Linked DNA regions of Mus musculus: region 2 is linked to region 1. A link is a contact called in ENCODE POLR2A ChIA-PET data. All regions are on one chromosome and are shown on one strand. The core of a region is the stretch at or near the end of the contact, and the rest is flanking DNA. Distances in the headings are between cores, read along the strand shown. Region 1 holds the start of Hnrnpdl (heterogeneous nuclear ribonucleoprotein D-like). Region 2 holds the start of Tmem150cos (transmembrane protein 150C, opposite strand).

Region 1 (2,747 bases), core at 63-2,562:
TCTCCACTTCTTCCTATCCTTCTCCACCTAACCGAAAGCAAGGACAGGGGAGAAGATGGTGGCGCGAGGAAAAGCACCCCCGCAAACCGCCGCAGCTTCTCTTCCCCATTCCAGAGACATAAAGCCACACCGCCTCTCCTGAGCCTCCCAGGCAAAATCTCCAACACTTAAAATTTCCCTTTCAGATGCTTTTAGGCACAAGTAACTTCCCCGCTCCCTTCCGCCCCTCACCTTCACGAAAGCAATCGGGGTTGTGGTACCTTCGATATCTAACAGGATTACGGTGACTTCGGCGGGCACGGAAACCACGACCATTTCCCTGCCGGATGCTACCACGGGCTCGGCCTTGGTTAAGGAGGGCAACACCGCCTGCGCGTCTTGAGCTCCCGAGGGCCCAGCAACAACCGAGGCGCTGGCGACAGCGAACGACCAGGGGCTCAGAGACAGAGCTGGGACCCGCAGTTGCAGAGGAAGCCGCCTAGGGTACTACACCCGACGAGCAGGCGAGCCGCGCAGGCCCGGACCACGTGGGCAGCCGGAGGGGCGGGGCTCCGGGATTCAAAGGGGGGGGGTGGAGGAAACAAGGAGCGCGTGCCTATTGGCCGCCGGCGAGCCGCGAACCCGTCGGTCAAAATAGGCCTCGCGTGGGCGGGAACAAAGAAGCGAGCACCCAAGCCTGGAGCCTGGAGCCCGAGCGCGGGCACCAGCCCTCCGCAGCCTGCTGGAGCCTGCGCGGGAGGCCCGGGGCTCGTGCAGACGGGAGTCCCTTGAGTGGCGCGCCCGGGACGTGAGTGCCCCTTGTCTTCCCCGGCACCTGACCCCTTCCCCGCCCACCGCGTGCACCTTGGCACAGCTTCAGTCATCCGAGCAGGCCCCGCCCTCCGCCGCGGCCTCAGCCAGCCTCGGAGAACGAACGCACGGAACCCGGGCTGCAGAGAGAGATCCTGCAGCCACGGCCCCTGAGCCGACACCGCCCCGAGGCGACGGCGGAAAAGCCGTCCCCGCCAGGACGGAGGCGGTCATCGCGCACAGGCTTTCTGCTCGGCTGGTTGCAGCCGGCGCGAGGACAAAACACGCGTGCGCCGGGAGGGCGGGCGAGCGAGCGGGCGGACGGGCGCGCTGCAGCTTCAGCAAGCGGCGCGGGGTGCACGCCGCCCTTTTGCCGGAGTGGCCGCCGCTGCAGCAGCAGCAGCAGCTCTGCACTAGGGGACTGAGGGCGCAGCAAGGGACTGAGCCGAACTGGACGCGCGACGCCAACGGCTCTCAAGGCAAGAGGGACTGTGGCCCTGCCACGGCGCCGCTCGCGATTCCCGGTCCCGCACGGCTGACTCTCCCCGCGGCGCGACCTCGCTCCTCATCCGGAGCGCGGCGATGGAGGTCCCGCCCCGGCTCTCCCATGTGCCGCCGCCATTGTTCCCCTCCGCTCCCGCTACTTTAGCCTCCCGCGGCCTCTCCCATTGGCGGCCACGGGCTCCCCGGCAGCTCGCCCCGCTCCTCCCTTCGCTCGCTTCCAGCGCCTCCCGCCAGGGGGCGCGCCGGAGCCCGCGCCACGTCACCGCCCAGCAGCCCTCCCGATTGGCGGGCGGGGCGGCTATAAAGGGAGGGCGCAGGCGGCGGCCGGATCTCTTCCGCCGCCATTTTAAATCTAGCTCCATACAACGCTCCGCCGCCGCTGCCGCCGGGACCCGGACTGCGCGCCAGCACCCCCTCGCCGACGGCTCCGCCACCATGGAGGACATGAATGAGTACAGCAACATAGAGGAGTTCGCAGAGGGATCCAAGATCAACGCGAGCAAGAACCAGCAGGATGACGGGTACCGCACGCTCCGCTCCTCCCCTCCCCCAGAGCCCCGCGCGCGCCCTTCGTCCCTCCGGAGCCGCGCGCGCTGCCCCCAGTCTTTCCCCGAGTCGATTCTCCGCGTGCCCGCTGGACCCCAGTAGCCTTCCCCACTAGTGGAAAGTAAGATGGGGTGACTCGAGAGGCCCGCCGCGGGTGGGGGAAGGGAGGAGGGGTTGGGGAAGGAGAGAGGCGCCGTCGGTGTCCCGAGTGCGCAGGCGCCGCGTGGGGCCCGGGAGGGGGGAGGGGCCGGGTTCTGTGCGCCACTTGCTGCAGCTGCTGCTGCCGCTGCCGCCTCTTCATTGTGTGTGTTGGCCGCTCGCGAATTTTCCTGGGTTAGGTTTGGGAAACTTTTGGTTGGGGCACCAGTAGACGACTGGCACTAAAAGTTTCCTAGGTAGCAAAGTTGGCTTTAAGGCTGTGGGCAAGAGTCTACGTAAGTTGCGGGGGAATCGGTGTAAAAGTTGTGCTCTGCAATCCAAAGCAAGCAGGGCAGGACATCTACCAGATTCTAATGGCTTTTTTTTTTTTTCTAAGTTTTGAGTTCGCGTGGTACAAAGCAACGTGCCAGCTGGCTTGAACAAGTGGTTAAGATTTTTGTGGTCTAATGTTAGTGTTTGTAGTCAAAACAGATTGCGTCTGGAGAGTAAGTTGCCCTGTATTTAATCACTAAGTTACTGTTAAGCTTATTTTTCTTAAATAACTTTATTTCTAGTAAAATGTTTATTGGAGGCTTGAGCTGGGATACAAGCAAGAAAGATCTGACTGAATATTTGTCTCGATTTGGGGAAGTGGTAGACTGCACAATTAAAACAGACCCAGTCACGGGAAGATCAAGAGGATTTGGATTTGTGCTTTTCAAAGATGCTGCTAGTGTGGATAAGGTAGGGCTGTGTTTTGCATTGAGTCT
Region 2 (2,747 bases), core at 160-2,659, 39 kb before region 1:
GCTGGCCGTGGCCTGAGAGGCGTGGGCAGAGCTTTCCCATCAGTCTGACATCATCACTGTTCAGCGGTCGGCTTTGTGGATCCAGAGAGAGAAGCATGCTACAGAGAGTGAGCGGGAAAGAAGCCGGCCACCAGCATTTGGACTTGAGTCACTCTGCCTGAGGAAGATCTCCAAACGTGAATGCTACCGGGGACAGTCAGCCGCGAATGGCACGAGGTACGGCTGAGAGGGCGTGGCTTGGTTTTTCCTTCCACAGTGCATCACCCACAGTTCCAGTTTGCATTTTCTTTTTGAAGTGCCACTCTCACGGGTCTATGTAGGCCTCGTGGGCAAAGGTGTGGACCAAAGGCAAGAACCTTGTTTTGGCTTCAAGTATGAAAGGGGTATACGTGCAAGCTTAATTTATATCTGAAGAAATAATAAGAAAAAAAGATTCTCGAAGAATCGCAAAAGAAATCTACATGGAGGTGAAAGGTATGAGGGCTCTGAGGAAAGACAGGAGGTTAGCCCTCTTGCTGCTAGTCCAACCCAGGGGAGATTTTAACATCCGTGTGTTGCTCAAATTTTATAGTTTGAGGACTGGGGACTTTAAATTAAATTTGGAAGTTATAGAAGCAAATTAAAAACATCGCCCTCCCGCAAATCACATTGGCACAAATGGAGCTGCAATACTGCTAAGCTGTTCGGAGATGAGCCCAGAGGTGCAGGAGTTCAAGGCCATCCTAGATCCCTGTGCCAACAACAGAGTGCCAAGTGCACAAGCACCCCCTCCCCCAACCAAGTGCACAAGCACCCCCTCCCCAACCAAGTCACAAGCACCCCCTCCCCAACCAAGTCACAAGCACCCCCTCCCACATTGTTTCAAAAAACTCTCCAAACTCCTAGGGGGCTCAGACAGCCCGGAATGTAATGTGGAAAACGTTGTTTTGTAAATTCACCCTGAAGTATAGCTTCCCAAGGAAGGGTTCAAATGCTAAATCTCCGCCCCCCAGCATAGCGCCGAGCACGAGCACACAGTAAATGTCCAAATGAACAGATTTGCTGCTCGTTTCTGAGTGGAGGTGAGGAGCATCAAAGAGATTCAGAGACAAACGACAGAGTGGAAGACAGAGTGAAGAAGGAGGGGGAGGACTCATCACTACAGGGCAGGGCAGGGCAGGGAGTGAAAAGCCCCCAGTGGTGTGAGAAAGCCTCGAGTAGAGTATTCTCTTATTAAAAAAGGCGTCTTACCGTAAATACTCCAGGGGGATGTCTGTTAGTTTTGAAACTGCTATGAGGTTTCTCTTCTTTCCTCCTTTTCACTTTTCTATTTTAAAGATTTTTATCAAAGAACAAACGGTTTTATTTTACTCTCCACACTCCAAGTAAAGAGCTTTCGGTGACACACTTCTCTGCGTTCTTAAGAGTGTGCAGCAGCAGCAGCGGCAGCAGCAGCATCCAGCCAATACTGACATTACTCACTGGGACCTGGCCACTGAATAAAGGGGTTTTATGCTAAATCCTGACTTCCTTGTTTCTTACACTAACAGTTCTTCGTGGGTGTGCACGTACACGTCCGTGCTTGCTGTGGATAGCTTGCAGAACACGTTCTTTAATGCTCATTCTATTGTGACGGATACAGTTCAGGATCAGTCAAATGGAAGAGGTGCATGGGTGAAGAAGGCAGGCCTGGGGCTGGCTCCCTTGCCCTCAGTGCACCCCAGGCTCTCCATCCCAGCTGCCCCCCAACCTCCCGGAAGTAGGTAGGCTGGAGGTCTAAGCACCTGGTGAGCAGCCTCATCCTAAAGTTACCTCAGTAGCATGAAGTCTGGTACAAACAGAAGATGTTCATTATGAATAAAACACTGCTGTTCTGTCCTATGGGTGTTAGGAATTCCATGGCAGGAATGGAATCGAAAGCCAAACATCTTGTCTGAGAAAATATTTTTTGTACAATAAAGTTTTAGCATATTCTTTCTCTCCTCCCTGATCTTCCCCACCCCCACGTCCAATTTCTCTCTTCATAAGAAGCTAAAATCAAAGCAAACTAAAAAGAAAACCAGTAAGGCAAAACGCAGTGTCTTAGTCAGGGTTTCTTTTTTTTTTTTTTTTTTTAAAGATTTATTTATTATATGTAAGTACACTGTAGCTGTCTTCAGACACTCCAGAAGAGGGCGTCAGATCTTGTTACAGATGGCTGTGAGCCACCATGTGGTTGCTGGGATTTGAACTCTGGACCTTCGGAAGAACAGTCGGGTGCTCTTACCCACTGAGCCATCTTACCAGCCCCTTAGTCAGGGTTTCTATTCCTGCACAAACATCATGACCGAGAAGCAAGTTGGGGAGGAAAGGGTTTATTCAGCTTACACTTCCATGCTGCTGTTCATCATCAAAGGAAGTCAGGACTGGAACTCAAGCAGGTCAGGAAGCAGGAGCTGATGCAGAGGCCATGGAGGGATGTTACTTACTGGCTTGCTTCTTCTGGCTTGCTCGGCTTGCTTTCTTATAGAACCCAAGACTACCAGCCCAGGGATGGCACCACCCACAAGGGACCCTCCCACCTTGATCACTAATTGAGAAAATGCTTTACAGCTGGATCTCATGGAGGCATTTCCCCACCTGAAGTTCCTTTCTCTGTGATAACTCCAGCCTGTGTCAAGTTGACACAAAACCAGCCAGTATGCAGAGATCTCACAAAAGGACGTGGGGTGTTTGTGTGTACGTGTGTTAGCACATGGAATCTGCCCAGTTGTGTTGTTGACATACCC

What was found. ChIA-PET counts read pairs that join two places held with the same protein, here RNA polymerase II (POLR2A).
Region 2: POLR2A ChIA-PET joins it to region 1 with 14 read pairs in embryonic stem cell. The contact joins the promoter of Tmem150cos here to the promoter of Hnrnpdl in region 1. POLR2A ChIA-PET finds 5 or more read pairs at or near these places in 3 of 5 experiments (Patski and embryonic stem cell).

Annotation. Positions count from the first base shown.
Region 1 is chr5:100,037,787-100,040,533 of GRCm38, reverse strand. It overlaps Hnrnpdl (heterogeneous nuclear ribonucleoprotein D-like), which reads left to right and starts at 1,312. Exons shown (of 8, transcript NM_016690.4): 1 at 1,312-1,814; 2 at 2,553-2,721. The coding sequence starts at 1,372. Enoph1 (enolase-phosphatase 1) reads right to left here and starts at 540. Exons shown (of 6, transcript NM_026421.3): 1 at 232-540. The coding sequence starts at 315.
Region 2 is chr5:100,076,624-100,079,370 of GRCm38, reverse strand. Tmem150cos (transmembrane protein 150C, opposite strand) reads right to left here and starts at 1,409. Exons shown (of 5, transcript NR_045993.1): 1 at 1,231-1,409. Tmem150c (transmembrane protein 150C) reads left to right here. Exons shown (of 8, transcript NM_001382851.1): 8 at 1-1,499.